3 separate regions of the Mus musculus genome follow, and regions 1 and 3 are each linked to region 2. The links are chromatin contacts, found by Hi-C or POLR2A ChIA-PET in ENCODE. All regions are on one chromosome and are shown on one strand. The core of a region is the stretch at or near the end of the contact, and the rest is flanking DNA. Distances in the headings are between cores, read along the strand shown.

The links. Hi-C counts contacts between places; a loop is a spot of excess contacts on that map. ChIA-PET counts read pairs that join two places held with the same protein, here RNA polymerase II (POLR2A).
Region 1: POLR2A ChIA-PET joins it to region 2 with 16 read pairs in embryonic stem cell. The contact joins the promoter of Cox8a here to the promoter of Stip1 in region 2. POLR2A ChIA-PET finds 5 or more read pairs at or near these places in 4 of 5 experiments (Patski and embryonic stem cell).
Region 3: POLR2A ChIA-PET joins it to region 2 with 10 read pairs in Patski. The contact joins the enhancer-like site here to the promoter of Stip1 in region 2. A Hi-C loop is called at or near these places in 2 of 37 maps with a recorded cell type or tissue (CH12.LX and mouse embryonic stem cell). POLR2A ChIA-PET finds 5 or more read pairs at or near these places in 4 of 5 experiments (Patski and embryonic stem cell).

Annotation. Positions count from the first base shown.
Region 1 is chr19:7,215,038-7,219,151 of GRCm38, reverse strand. It overlaps Cox8a (cytochrome c oxidase subunit 8A), which reads left to right and starts at 1,536. Exons shown (of 2, transcript NM_007750.2): 1 at 1,536-1,753; 2 at 3,668-3,994. The coding sequence starts at 1,640. The coding sequence ends at 3,763.
Region 2 is chr19:7,037,787-7,041,751 of GRCm38, reverse strand. Stip1 (stress-induced phosphoprotein 1) reads left to right here and starts at 1,726. Exons shown (of 14, transcript NM_016737.2): 1 at 1,726-1,872. The coding sequence starts at 1,864.
Region 3 is chr19:7,194,743-7,199,186 of GRCm38, reverse strand. Macrod1 (mono-ADP ribosylhydrolase 1) reads right to left here. Exons shown (of 11, transcript NM_134147.4): 5 at 2,657-2,773; 6 at 2,277-2,398; 7 at 2,152-2,182; 8 at 1,963-2,036; 9 at 1,574-1,655; 10 at 1,451-1,485; 11 at 1,125-1,274. The coding sequence ends at 1,481. Otub1 (OTU domain, ubiquitin aldehyde binding 1) reads left to right here. Exons shown (of 7, transcript NM_134150.2): 7 at 1-981. The coding sequence ends at 145. Among named protein-coding and RNA genes, the nearest start is that of Otub1, 9.3 kb to the left of the region's middle. Within about 2 kb of position 2,311, at least 1 of the 3 ENCODE cell types and tissues checked has a DNase peak (open chromatin) inside an H3K27ac peak, as active enhancers do.

The DNA of each region.
Region 1 (4,114 bases), core at 287-2,786, 180 kb before region 2:
AACTCCGGACCTTCGGAAGAGCAGTTGGGTGCTCTTACCCACTGAGCCATCTCACCAGCCCCAATAAATCTTTTTAAAAAAGAAAGAAAAGGTGTTCTAGGTAGAATGTAAAGAGTAAAAAGTCCAAAATCTGGAAGGGTGGAGAAGAGACCTAGGAGCAAGGACAAAAAACAAGCGATATTGAGAAGTCAGACAGAAGGGCAATATCCAAGATCCGGGCCTTGTCTAGAAAGCAATGGGGAGGGCTGGCAAGATGGCTCAGTGGATAAGAGCACTTACTGCTCTTCCGAAGGTCCTGAGTTCAAATCCCATTGGAGGCCCTCTTCTGGTGCATCTGAAGTCAGCTACAGTGTACTTATGTATTAATAATAAATAAATCTTTGTGCCAGAGCAAGCAGGGACTGAGTTTACAGGAGCGAGCAGAGCTGACCGGAGCAAGCAGAGGTCTTAAAAATTCAGATCCCAACAGTGACATGAAGACTCACAACCATCTGTATAGACACAGTGTAATCACATACATAAATATTTTTTTAAAGAAAGCAATGGGGAACCACTTGATCAGGTATTTGTCTAGTAAAACAAGAAGGAAGGAGAGAGGAGAAAGGAACAGAAAGAATAAAGGCAGAAGGGAGACAGGGGATAAAGAAGAGAAAGAAGAGAGGCAACAAGGCATGGAACATAGGAATAGAAGCAGAAAAGTTCAAGGTCATTCTCATCTACACGGTTTTAGGACAGCCTGGGCTACTGGAGACCTTAAAAAACCAAAACTGGCCGGGCGTGGTGGCGCATGCCTTTAATCCCAGCACTCGGGAGGCAGAGGCAGGCGGATTTCTGAGTTCAAGGACAGCCTAGTCTACAGAGTGAGTTCCAGGACAGCCAGGGCTACAGAGAGAAACCCTGTCTCGAAAAACAGAGAACAAAACAAAACAAAACAAAACTGTCCTAACACACACAAAAGGAGGAAAGCAGAAGTTGAGAACAGTTACCAGTTATGTGGAAACGGGTTTCTGAGAGGATAACAGTAAATGACAGGAGTCTCGGGGCTGGAGAGAGAGCTCAGCGCTTAGAAGCACTCGCTGCTCTTGCAGAGGTCCAGTTCAGTTCAGTTCCCAGCATCCACAAGATTACTCACTATTGCCTGAACTCCAGTTCCAGAGGATCCAACACCCTCTTTTGGCCTCTCTGCGTTCTGCATACACAGATGAACATGCTGACAAAACACTCATAAAGTAAAACTATGTTTTTAAAACTAGAGGCTTACTGGTGGCGAGCTGGAGTCACTAGTACAGTGCTGGCAGAGAGAGGATCCTAGTTAAATGAATGGAGGGAGGAGCCAAGGAGTCAATAGACTTGTAGCTTGTGTGATTGGGTGGCTATGCGTGTCACTCTCGAAGAAAGTGGAGGTGGGAGCAAAGGTGTCTCATTTCTCCTCCCATCTGTGTAGGATGATGTCGGTTGGTTGTTTCGAGGAGCGCGCCAAAAACAGCCCAGGCGGGCGAGGGGGCTTGTCCCGACGTCATTTCCGAAATACTTCCGGCTCGGGCGTCCGGCAACTTCAGCGCCGGAACTTCCGGCTGGTTCGGCCATCTTGACTCCCTGACCTTGGACTGGTCCTCGTCCGTGGTCGTTCCGCGCCGTCATGTCTGTCCTGACGCCACTGCTGCTGAGGAGCCTGACCGGCTCGGCCCGGCGGCTCATGGTGCCGCGGGCTCAGGTCCACTCGAAGCCGGCGCGGGAGCAGCTCGGGGTCCTGGTGAGCGGGACGGACCGGGAGCGGGGAGGTGGGCGAACTGTGGTAGCCTGCGACATTGGCTTAGGCCTGTCCTCAAGGCATGGATGAGACAGTCGCTCGGCTGCTCCTAAGCCCTAGGTATTTTTCCCAAGTTCCTGGATGTCAGGTCAGCCCGCTAGTTTGTTTACTCTGTTCGGCCTCTCTAAACCCGTCTCTCCTTCCATTCCCCCCCCCCCCCCACCGCAGGGGAGGGCATGCCTGGTAACTGGCAGCGACGTCATGGTTGTTACTGCTACATTTTATTATTAAGGAGGGCTGCAGAGTTCACCAGGTCTACATTCCCAGAGATGTAGGAGCATTTAGATACTAGGACAATTTTTACTTTTAAAACATTAGTTTAAAAACATGAGGCAGGGTCTCTTGTAGCCCAGGCTGACCACATTTGACTTTGAAGCGATAATCTCTTTAGTGCTGGGATAACAGGCCTGTGCCATCACTTGTGGTTTATGTGGTGCTGGGGATCAAGCCCGGGACTTTGTGTTAGGCAAGCACTTTCTTAATACTACACCGCAGCCTAGGCCCCCCCATCCCTCCCTTTTTTGGAGCTCTTCTGTTTTAAGTGACAATGGGTCATGAATCCAGATATCTGGGCATTGAATTAGGGGTAGAACCAAAGCACTGCCACTGAAGAAACAGTGACAACCAAGCCATGCCCTCTCTTACGCCCATTTAGTGGGAGGTTGAGGCATGAAAACAGAGCTCGGGAATTCAGGCCAGCTTGGGCAACATACTGAGACTCTGTCTCAAAAACAAGAGTCTGGGGGCTGGAAAGATGGCGTTTGGTGCATAGCCTCATGAAGACTGGTTCAGGTTCCAGCACCCATATAACAAGCTTGTAACTCCAGCTCCAACGCATCTGACATCCCGTCCTGACCTTGGGTAAGCATGCAAACACATACCTGTGCTCACACACATGCATCATACAAATATAGATAAAACACATCTTTAAAAGATACAAAACCCCAGCAGGGCAGTGTGGCACACGCCTATAATCCAGCACTTATGCTATAGAAGCTGTGGATCTCTGAGTTCAAGGCCAGCCTGGTCTACTGAGTGAGTTCCAGGACAGCCAGGGCTACACAGAGAAACCCTGTCTCTGTGTAGACAACAAACAACAAAAACAAAAAAAGAGAAGAAACTGTATAGAAAGCAAGGACACGTGAGAATGGTTTATTTAAGAAGTATTCGCTTCACCAGCATGAAGATTTGACATTGACTACCCAGTAACCGGCTAGTCTTTAGCCCTAGTGCTGGTAGGGGGAGAGGGGCAGGGAGCTCCCTGGATTCCACTGTTCAGCTTGTCTAGCCAAAACAGTGAACTTCAGGTTTAGTAAAAAAAAACCTGTCTCCAAAAAAAAAAGAAAGAAAGAAAGAAAGAAAGAAAAGATGGAGAGCTGTTAGATGAGATGCCAGACATCAAGCTCTGGCCTTCACCCACATGGAAAACAGCACACATACACACCAGTGAGCATAGTGGCACTTGAGTGTATTTCCAGGACCAGGGCATCAGGAACAGGAGAATCTCAAGTTTAAGCCCAGGTCTGGGTGGGGTGCATAGTAAGACTCCTGCCTGCACCCTTTCCCCCCACAGATAAATACATCTTTTTAAAAACCAAAGACCTTTATTTCAAGGCTGGAAATGGACTTGACCCAGTGTCCCCTCCATCCTTAGAGTCTCTCTGTGTCTGTATCTCCCCCTCTCCTGTGCTGGGGATTGAACCTCAGGCCCAAGTTGCTTTCTTTAGTGTGGGTCTGCTGGATTTTCTGCCTTGGTCTTTGCCACTGAGGGACTTCCCATGCCTAAGGACTACCTGAACTGGGAGTGCCTACAGAATTCTTGCCCTGAGGGATCCTTCTTTCTTGTACTCTGTGTAGGATATCACCATTGGGCTCACTTCCTGCTTCGTGTGTTGTCTTCTGCCTGCGGGCTGGGTCCTGTCACACCTGGAGAGCTACAAGAAGCGGGAGTGAAGGGAGCAGTCTTCCCTCATCCTTTGACTAGACCACTTTTGCCAGCCCACCTTGATCATGTTGCCTGCATTCCTGGCTGGCCTTCCCCGGGATCATGTTATTCAATTCCAGTCACCTCTTCTGCAATCATGACCTCTCGATGTCTCCATGGTGACAACTGGGACCACATGTATTGGCTCTGCTTGGTGGGGTCCCCCTTTGTAACAATAAAGTCTATTTAAACCTTGCTCCAGAAATGCATCATGTCCTTCTGCACCAGGCTTCTGCCTCCACACAGAAACGAGGATGCTGGTGGCCTGGGGTCCACGGAGGAACATCTGGCCGGTCCAGGCCCCAGTGCTAAGGTTTGTT
Region 2 (3,965 bases), core at 477-2,976:
GAAGCATTGTCGGCCTTGAAGTGGTGATATATCTCTGTTGTGTGTGTTCAAGGACTCAAACTCAGGTTGCCTGGCTTGCTTGGTTGGGGAATAAACACCCTTTACCACATTTTCAAGCCATCTCAAGCCCTTCCCTTCCCCTTCCTTCCATTTTTTTTTCTTCATTTGCTCAGGCTGGCCTTGAATTCTGATCTCCCTCCCTTTTCCAACTCCCAAAATTTGGGATTGCAGTCATGCACTTTTTTTGTTGGTGGTGGTGTCTTTGTTTTTTTCCAGGCTGGGTTTCTCAGTGTAACAGAACCCTGGCTGTCGTGGAACTCATTTTGTAGTCCAGGCTGGCCTCCAACTCACACAGATCTACCTAACCCCCAGCCCCCATCCCAGTGCGGGATTAAAGGTCCACTCCATCATGCCTGGCTTAATCATGCACTTTGTATACATGCCTTTTGTAATTAAAAAAAAAAAAAAAAAAAAAAAACAACCAAAAAACCTAACCTTTGTATTTTCTTTTTGTCAAACAGAAGGTTGGAGGCTCATGGGTAGAGGGCTTGTGTAGCACAGACAAGACCTTTGTTTCTATCTCCAGTCACCCAAAAAGTACTCTTGCCACATTTGGCTCACACCTGTAATTTCAGCACTCTGCCTCTTCCCTCTCCCTCTCTCTTGAGACAGGGTCTCACTATATAGTTCTGGTATGGATAGCTCTGGCTGTCCTGGACCTCACTATGTAGATCAGGCTAGCTTAAGAGATACACCTGCCTCTGCTTCCTGCGTGCTGTATGCCACCACCGCTCATTTCCTCCGATCTTAAGTGAGGCAGGAGAAAGAACTAGGTAGGCATAAGTGAACAGATAAGGGGTAACCGGATGGAGAGGGTATGCATTGGTGCTACTGGCACAGACATGGCACCGCACAGCCCACGTTCCTTATACAAATCCTGTCCAGACCCCTGATCATCAGTCTCTGTCGTTCCATAAGCTACACGCTAAGCCTGCAACCCAAGTAGCATTTCTGCTGGCAGGCCATGGTGACCAAAGCTTGCAGCTGAGTTCAGAGAGTAAGGGCCAAGCAGCCGGTCCGCCAGGACACTGCCGGAAAAGCGGAGGCCTGTCGTGGCCCGCAGCATTTTGGGAACATTCAACGCAGGCCCGTCATAGCCCGCAATATTTTGGGTACATTCCGGGCCTAATAGTCAGGATGCGAGGAAGCGCGGGCCAACAGTCTCAGACTCAGGGAAAACAGCTTGTAACGCTGTAGTTAAAGCCTAGGCGACACCGGGCCAGATGCTCGACTCCCCACGAACCACCAGCCAGCCGAGCACCCCCTTACAGGGCAGCGGCATAAACCAATCAGCGCCAGGAATGGCCAAATTTTTTTTTTTCCCCACCCATCCACCCAATTGAATGTTTCCTCTGAAAGGCGGTTCCGTCTAGGAGTCCTTCAGCCCAATGAGAGTTGTGGAAATTTCCAGAAAGAACAGGACCAATGGGTGCGGCCAGGCCAGCTACAATTGACGGACTAACCAACCAATCCGTGTCGTCAAGACCCGCTCCTCCCTCAGTTAGCCTAGCCCTGAAATAGGCGGGACTTGCCGCGGAGTGTCCAATCCGGAGGTGCAGAGGAGGCAGGGCTGAAGAGAAGACCCGTAAAAAACCAATGAAAGAGAAGTCACGATGATTGACTGAACTTTAAGCCTATAAAAGGGGCGAGCAGAGCCTCCTGGACGTGTTCAACCAGTGAGCAGGCGAGGAAGGGGCGGTAACCTGGGGGTCCCGGCAGCTTCTAGTAGGTTCCAGAAGGCGGCGCGTGCGGTTGGGAACGCGGAGCGGACGAATTCGATTCAACGGGGTTCCGGGCCAGGCTATGGAGCAGGTGAAGGGGGAGGGGCGGCCGGGGCCCCGGGGCAGCGCAGGCCTGTTGGCGGGGAGAAGCGAGTGGTTGGGGGGCCGGGTCGGGCGGCCGAGGCGCGGGCGTGAGAGCCGCGGTCGGGCGTGTGAGGGGAGAATGGCGAGCGCCCGTCGCCCCCGCGACCCGCCGAGTGGAGCGGGAACAGGCCTGGCCGCGGCCGGGCCCCGAAGCTTCTGGGGGCCGGGCCTCCTCAGCGCGGAGAGGCCCCTGTCGGCCGCTGCGAACTTGGAGGGATCCGGTGACCGATCACCCCAGCAGCCTTCGGGGTACACGGCATCTGTGTGCGCCCGGGAAAAGGACCCGCGCGACTGCAGAGAAGGCGGGCGCGGACAGTGTCACCAGGGCTCCCTGAGGCATACATATGTCGCCCCTCCCCCCACTTTTCGTAGTGACTGTGGGGTGACTGAGTATCCGACCCTTGGAAATTCCGTTCCCGATTACACAGGATTTAGTGGTTTTAGACAGTTGTGAGCCGATAGTGAGGAGCTAGAAGTCCCTGTCTCTACCGCTCAGCATCTGATCTGGGGCACAGAGGGAAACCTGCCGTCCTTACCTTGGTGATTTAGCTCAGGCTACAGTGGCCTGCATCTGAGGCCTGGAGAGGTTTTGTTACCTTGGAAGCTGTCATTGAACCGTTGTGATTCATCCAAACACACACATACAAAAAGAGCACAGCTTACTACTACTTTTACTGTGATGTATAAAGTAAAACCTTTTGTTCTGGAATAGTCACTGTGAGGGACCGTGGGGCCTCTCACCTTGTTAATAAGACTAAATGGAGAGGTTAATCAACTTTCTGTACCCTTGGAGTAATTAAACTGTAACTGCAGTACGGACAAGAGAGACGCTTTTTTGGTATGAGTAACACCTTGCTCTGTTACAACAAAAAGAGGTTGTTTTTCATTATCATTCATTCATTCATTGTGTGGCACTAGGGATCAAACACAGGGCCTGAATTTAGAGCTATGGTCTACCCCGTCCATCCTCCCCACCCTCCTCAGTGGGGAAAAATCCTGCCAGCCATTATACAAGTGTGCAAGTGTTCCTGTGGACTGCAAACTTACAGTAAGATGACAAATTTGAGCGTTGGGCTTAGAGATGGCTCAGTTGGTTCAGCGTTTGATGTCTAAGGATGAAGGCCTGGGTTCCGATTGCCTTTACCCACTAAATCGGTGAGGGGAGGGGAGACCCGAGCATCTCAGGCCTGTCTGTGAGCTCCAGATTCATTGAGATTCTGTCTCAGAGTAAGGTGGAGAGTGTTGGAGGAAGACCCTGACTTCCAATGTCTGCCCCATGCACTAGCATATACACAAATGCGTTTGAATATTGGAAATTGTACATTTGAGCCAGGTGGTGGTGGCATAAGTAAGCCTTTAATCCCAGCACTTGGGAGGCAGAGGCAGGTGGATTTCTGAGTTTGAGGAGAGCCTGGTCTACAGAGAGTTCCAGGACAGCTAGGGTTATACAGAGAAACCCTGTCTGGAAAATTGTACATTTGAAGAGTAGAATTCCAGGTAACTCCTACAGTGACACATAGTTTATATTTTAAGATTTAATTTTGCTAGGCATGATGGTGCACTCAATGAGGCAGAGGCAGGCTGATCTCTGAGTAAGTAAGTGGACCACCAGAGTTGTATAGTGAGACCCTGTCTTAAAAAATCCCAAAACATTATTTCTAATGCCCGGTGTGGTGGCACAGATCTTCAATCCCAACACTTGGAAGGCAGAGGCAGACAGATAGACAGCTTTGTCTATATAGTGGAGTTACAGGTCAGCTATAGCTACATAAAGAGATCCTAACTGCAAACAAAGACGAGGGGTTTTTTTTTGTTTGTTTGTTTGTTTTCAAGACAGGGTTTCTCTGTGTAGCCCTGGCTATCCTGGAAATAACTCTGTAGGCCACACTGGCCTTGAACTCAGAACTCTACCTGCCTCTGCCACCACTGCCCAGCTCAAAGATGAATATTTGTGTACTGTGTACTCTTTTTCTCCCTTGACCTTCCTGTAAAGGAATGTCATATTGGCAGTTTCCTGTCTGTTCCTTTATCTCTCCTGCA
Region 3 (4,444 bases), core at 1,062-3,561, 160 kb before region 2:
CCAGGCCCTCAGTGTGTCCATCCAAGTGGAGTACATGGACCGCGGCGAGGGCGGCACCACCAACCCACACGTCTTCCCCGAGGGCTCCGAGCCCAAGGTCTACCTTCTCTACCGACCTGGACACTACGATATCCTCTACAAATAGGACCGGCTGGCCTGTTGTGCCCCGCCTGCCTCCCCTGCCAGGCGCTAGACATGTACAGAGGGTTTTCTTTCTTTCTCTTCTTTTTCTTTTTTTTTTTTTTTTTTTTTTGTGTGTGGTTGTAAATGGTCATATTTCACTCCTCCCTTCTCCTGTCATAGAACCTTCCATGTTTTATTAAAGGGGATGCTGGTGGTGAGCCCGAGTGTGCGCTTCCCTGCTCTGCCGCCCTTCCCTACCTGCCCGCTGGCTGCCTTGTGTCTGGCTGTCCCTTTCCCGAGGATGGGTCCCCAGCTTTCCAACCATCTACCCCAAGCATTCCTGCCAAGAGAAGTTGGAAGGGACCAGGCCTCTGTGGGCCCCTTCTGGTTCCTTGGAGTTCTGCTCCCATAGGCCTGCCCTTTCTTCCTTAGCCTCCCAAGGGTTTCTGTGGGAACTTGACCAGAGGTCTCAAGCCACCCATACAAAGCACTTACAGACTTGCTGTTCTGGCCAGGGCCCCAGATACAACTCTCTGCCAACCTTCAAGGGCCTGCATGATTGAGGAGTACTGGGGTGAGAGATTCATGGGAGGAGGCTGGCCTAGAGTGGGTGGAGCAGCTAGGCATCCTCTGGGCCCTGGAGGAGCTGACCTGGTGTGAGAGAGACACTCTAGTAGAGCTTGCCTGTCCCCTGTTCCCCAGAGCCCCTGCCTGTGCCTGCTCTGCACCCCCTTTGCTTGGGCCATATCTGCATTACCTGCCTTCTCCTCCCCACCCCCAGCACATGTGGGGTCTCAGCCCAGGCTGTGAGCTCCTTGGGGGCAGGCCCTCAATAAATGTGAAGTGCTGCTGCCGCTGCCTCTGCTGTCTGGCCCATGCATCTACCCTCCTGGCTCACCCAGGGCTGTTGTAGCCTCTTGAAGCAAGATGTCCAAGACACCACCCCTACCAGGGGCTACCTTGGGGGGTGGGGGGAGGAGAACCCAGCCAGACCCAGACAGTGAGGGCTGAGCCAGACAGCTTTATTAGGAGGCTTCTGAAAGGCAGGGCTGAAGGAAAGGACAGAACCCTGTGATGGCCAGGCTGGAACAAGCTGTAGGCTTCTGAGACCTCTCAAAGCTGGGAACGAATTCCTACAGGCCCGGGTGGGTCTGAGGGCAGAGCAGATAGGTTAAAGGGAATTGAGGACTTCTGAAAGCCCCAGGGTCCCCCCCCTGCCTTCACCACCCCACTGCATGGAGGTAAGCGATAGCAGATTGAGCGGGTGTTAGAGGTCCAGGTTAGTAGTGTAGCGCGGCCACACAGTACTGGGCCAGGCCCTGCTTACCAGTCCTGTTCAGGGTGGGATGTGGGAACCTCAGGCTGGAAGGCAGAGGACAGTGAGAGATGCCCCGGGGCATTGGGGGAGGGGTAGGCTGGCCTGGGGTGGCCAGGAGAAAAGGGCACATACCTACTGGGAAATAATGGGGAAGGCGCTCCCGGTAAATGCCCTCGTCCTTCTCCAGGAACACACAGATGATGAGCCGATCCACCTGTGCCAGGGAGACTTGCTCAGCTTGGGCTAGGCCTCCACTGGCCTCTCAGTGCTGGTACTGTGTGCTCCCCCAAATGCACCTGCCCTTGCGGGGTCTCTACCATGGGTACCACAGGAGATTGGAGAATTCACTGTGCCATTTATAGAAGGGGTTCAGACTGCACACTCACCCCTTCCCATCTCTGTCTCACAACAAATACGCCTGGCCTAGGGAGTGGGCTGGGGGAGGGCAGGTACTGACCCGCCACAGCTCAGCGCTAGGCACCCAGGCTTCAGCCTCACTGCCAACCTCTGTCAGGTCTCACCTTGTCCTTGTGCTGCTCCAGCCATTCCCGCAGCGAAGCCAGCACTACTTCTGCAGCCTCCTCATTGGGGTAGCCTGAGGGCAGGGTCTGGTGAGTCCACATCTGGCCCCGCCCCACCCCACCCACCTCCTCGATGAAAGGCGGGGGAGGAGCCACTGCCCACACCAGGCCTGGCTTTTCCAGACTCACCAAACACGCCTGTGGAGATGCACGGGAAAGCCTAGGGAAGAGAGGGCAAGATGACATGGGGACTTGGTTACTTGGTGCCTTCCCTGATGACCCTGACCCTGACCCTGCCGCCAGTTGACTCTTACCACTGAGCGCAGCCGGTGCTCCAGCAGCAGGTCCAGGCTGCTCAAGTAGCAGCTGCGGAGCTCGGCCGCCTGGCTGGCAGTGGGTTGGCCCACGGCGATGGGCCCCACCGTGTGGATGACATCTAGGATAGGGTGACAGTTTCAATCATTCTCTCATGCTGTCTCGCTAGAAGGACCTCACCCTTGCAGCACACACTGTGACCGCCCACCCACGTCACTGCTAGGTAGTGAAAGACCTTGACATTGCCCTCTCACTCTCCTCTCTGCTGTAACTCCAGCCATTTGCCAACTGCTATCTTGAGTGTCAGAGGGGCCAGGCCCTTACACTTAACGTTAAGACACCCCCTTGTGACTGTGGGCAGTTCCCCTCGAACACTCACACTTGGCTGGCAGCCGATAGCCGCAAGTGATCTTGGCTTTGCCGGTCTCGCAGTTCTGTAGGGTGCGGCATTCGTCCGTGAGCAGGGATCCCGCGGCCCGATGAATGCAGCCGTCCACTGCAGGGGACCGGGAGAAATGAGCTGTCGGGTTCCCTGCATCCCTGAAGAATCAGGCATGCATGACAACCCAATCCCAAGAGACTCCAAGGCTATGCACTGGCCCACTTGGCATCACAAAGTTCTCTCCAAGGCTGCTCTTGTCGCCCCTTGTTTCACATTTAGGGAAACTGAGGCTGCAAGGAGTTGCAGTGAACCCTGGAGCGAAGAGACACGGGGCGACCGGCAGGGGGCGCGCCTGGCCCACCCACTTGCTTCTCTGTCCGGTCCGAGCCGTCCGGAGGTCACTCAGATCTAAGAATCTGGTGGGATCCCAAAGCCCACCTTTTGATTAGGCCGCTTCAAAATCCAAGCCTCAATTAATCCCGTCTGAGGAGCCGAGGCCACCTAGTTCCAAATGACAGGTCCAATCCTGCGCCTGAGCCTAGGGTTTCCAACTCCTTCCCATGGGACCAGGCCTCTCAGGTGTCTATCAAACCCTGCTGGGGCAACTAGCAGACTCGTCAGCATTAGCCATCCTGCTTAACTAAGGTCAGGCTTGTTTATCCAAGGGAGGCTCTTGGGATTCTCTGTGACCCTGGGGATCCAGACCCAGATAAACAACTCCTAACGCTGCTATATTCCAGAGCCAGCAGAAGCCCAGAGGCAACTCTGCTGCTCACCCAAGAACCATGTAGCTTTGCCCAAACAGGTTGAGGCAAGTACTGGTTTGCCCCTGTCTGCTCTACCAGGATCTCAACTGCAAAATGTGGACAGTGCCCCCTGAGATGGCAGGGCTGATGGAGCCCAGGCCTATCCTTGAGAAAGTCTACTGCCTGGCATCTGGATGCACTGGCATAAAGCAAGCAAAACAAACAAATAAACAAACAAAAAATTCTGACTCCATTTTACAGACTCCTAACCCTTTCTTTCCTGCATCCTGCCCAGGATGGGGCGCCACCAACTGGACACCCCTCTCTTCTGTTTCCTGTTTCCAATTACACCTAATTTTCAACTTTCCTCAGAGCTGGCACTGGGGTGGTTTCCCAGAGTTGGAGAACCCTGGGAATGGCTCAGGGCAGGGTATTTCAGGCCCCCTGCTCTCCTCGGCAGGATTCTGCAGAGTGGGTGCTGAGTCCTGAGCCTGGGTGAAGCCTGGAGTTCCCAGGACTCGCAGTGTATCTGTTCTGGGTGGGATGTCCCAGAGGACCCAGCACTGGACAGAACAGCAGTGGCAGGGAAGGTGAGCAGCCTGAGTGACCCAGGGCTCATCACTACTTCTCTGGGTCTAACAGAGGCCCACCTCATAGGATGTTAGAAAAAATAAATGTTGCAGGGTAGGGTAGTGCCAGGGACAGAACCCAGGGCACACATCCCACCGATGAGCTATATACCTCAGTGCTAAGTAAATTGACCTTTTTTCTTTTTTCTCATATTTGTTGTGTTTTGGTTTTTATTTGAGCCATATGATCTTGTGTAGCTTGGGCTAGCCTCAATTTAAACTTAAACCCCTAACCTTCCGGCCTCCACTCTGAGCTAGGGGAGTTCACCACTATACCAGGCTCTGGTTCTTTTTATTCTATCTTCTTTCTTCCTTTTCTTTCTTTCTTCCTCTTTCTTTCTTTCTTTCTTTCTTTCTTTCTTTCTTTCTTTCTTTCTTTCTTTCTTTCTTTCTTTTTTTTTTGTTTTTTG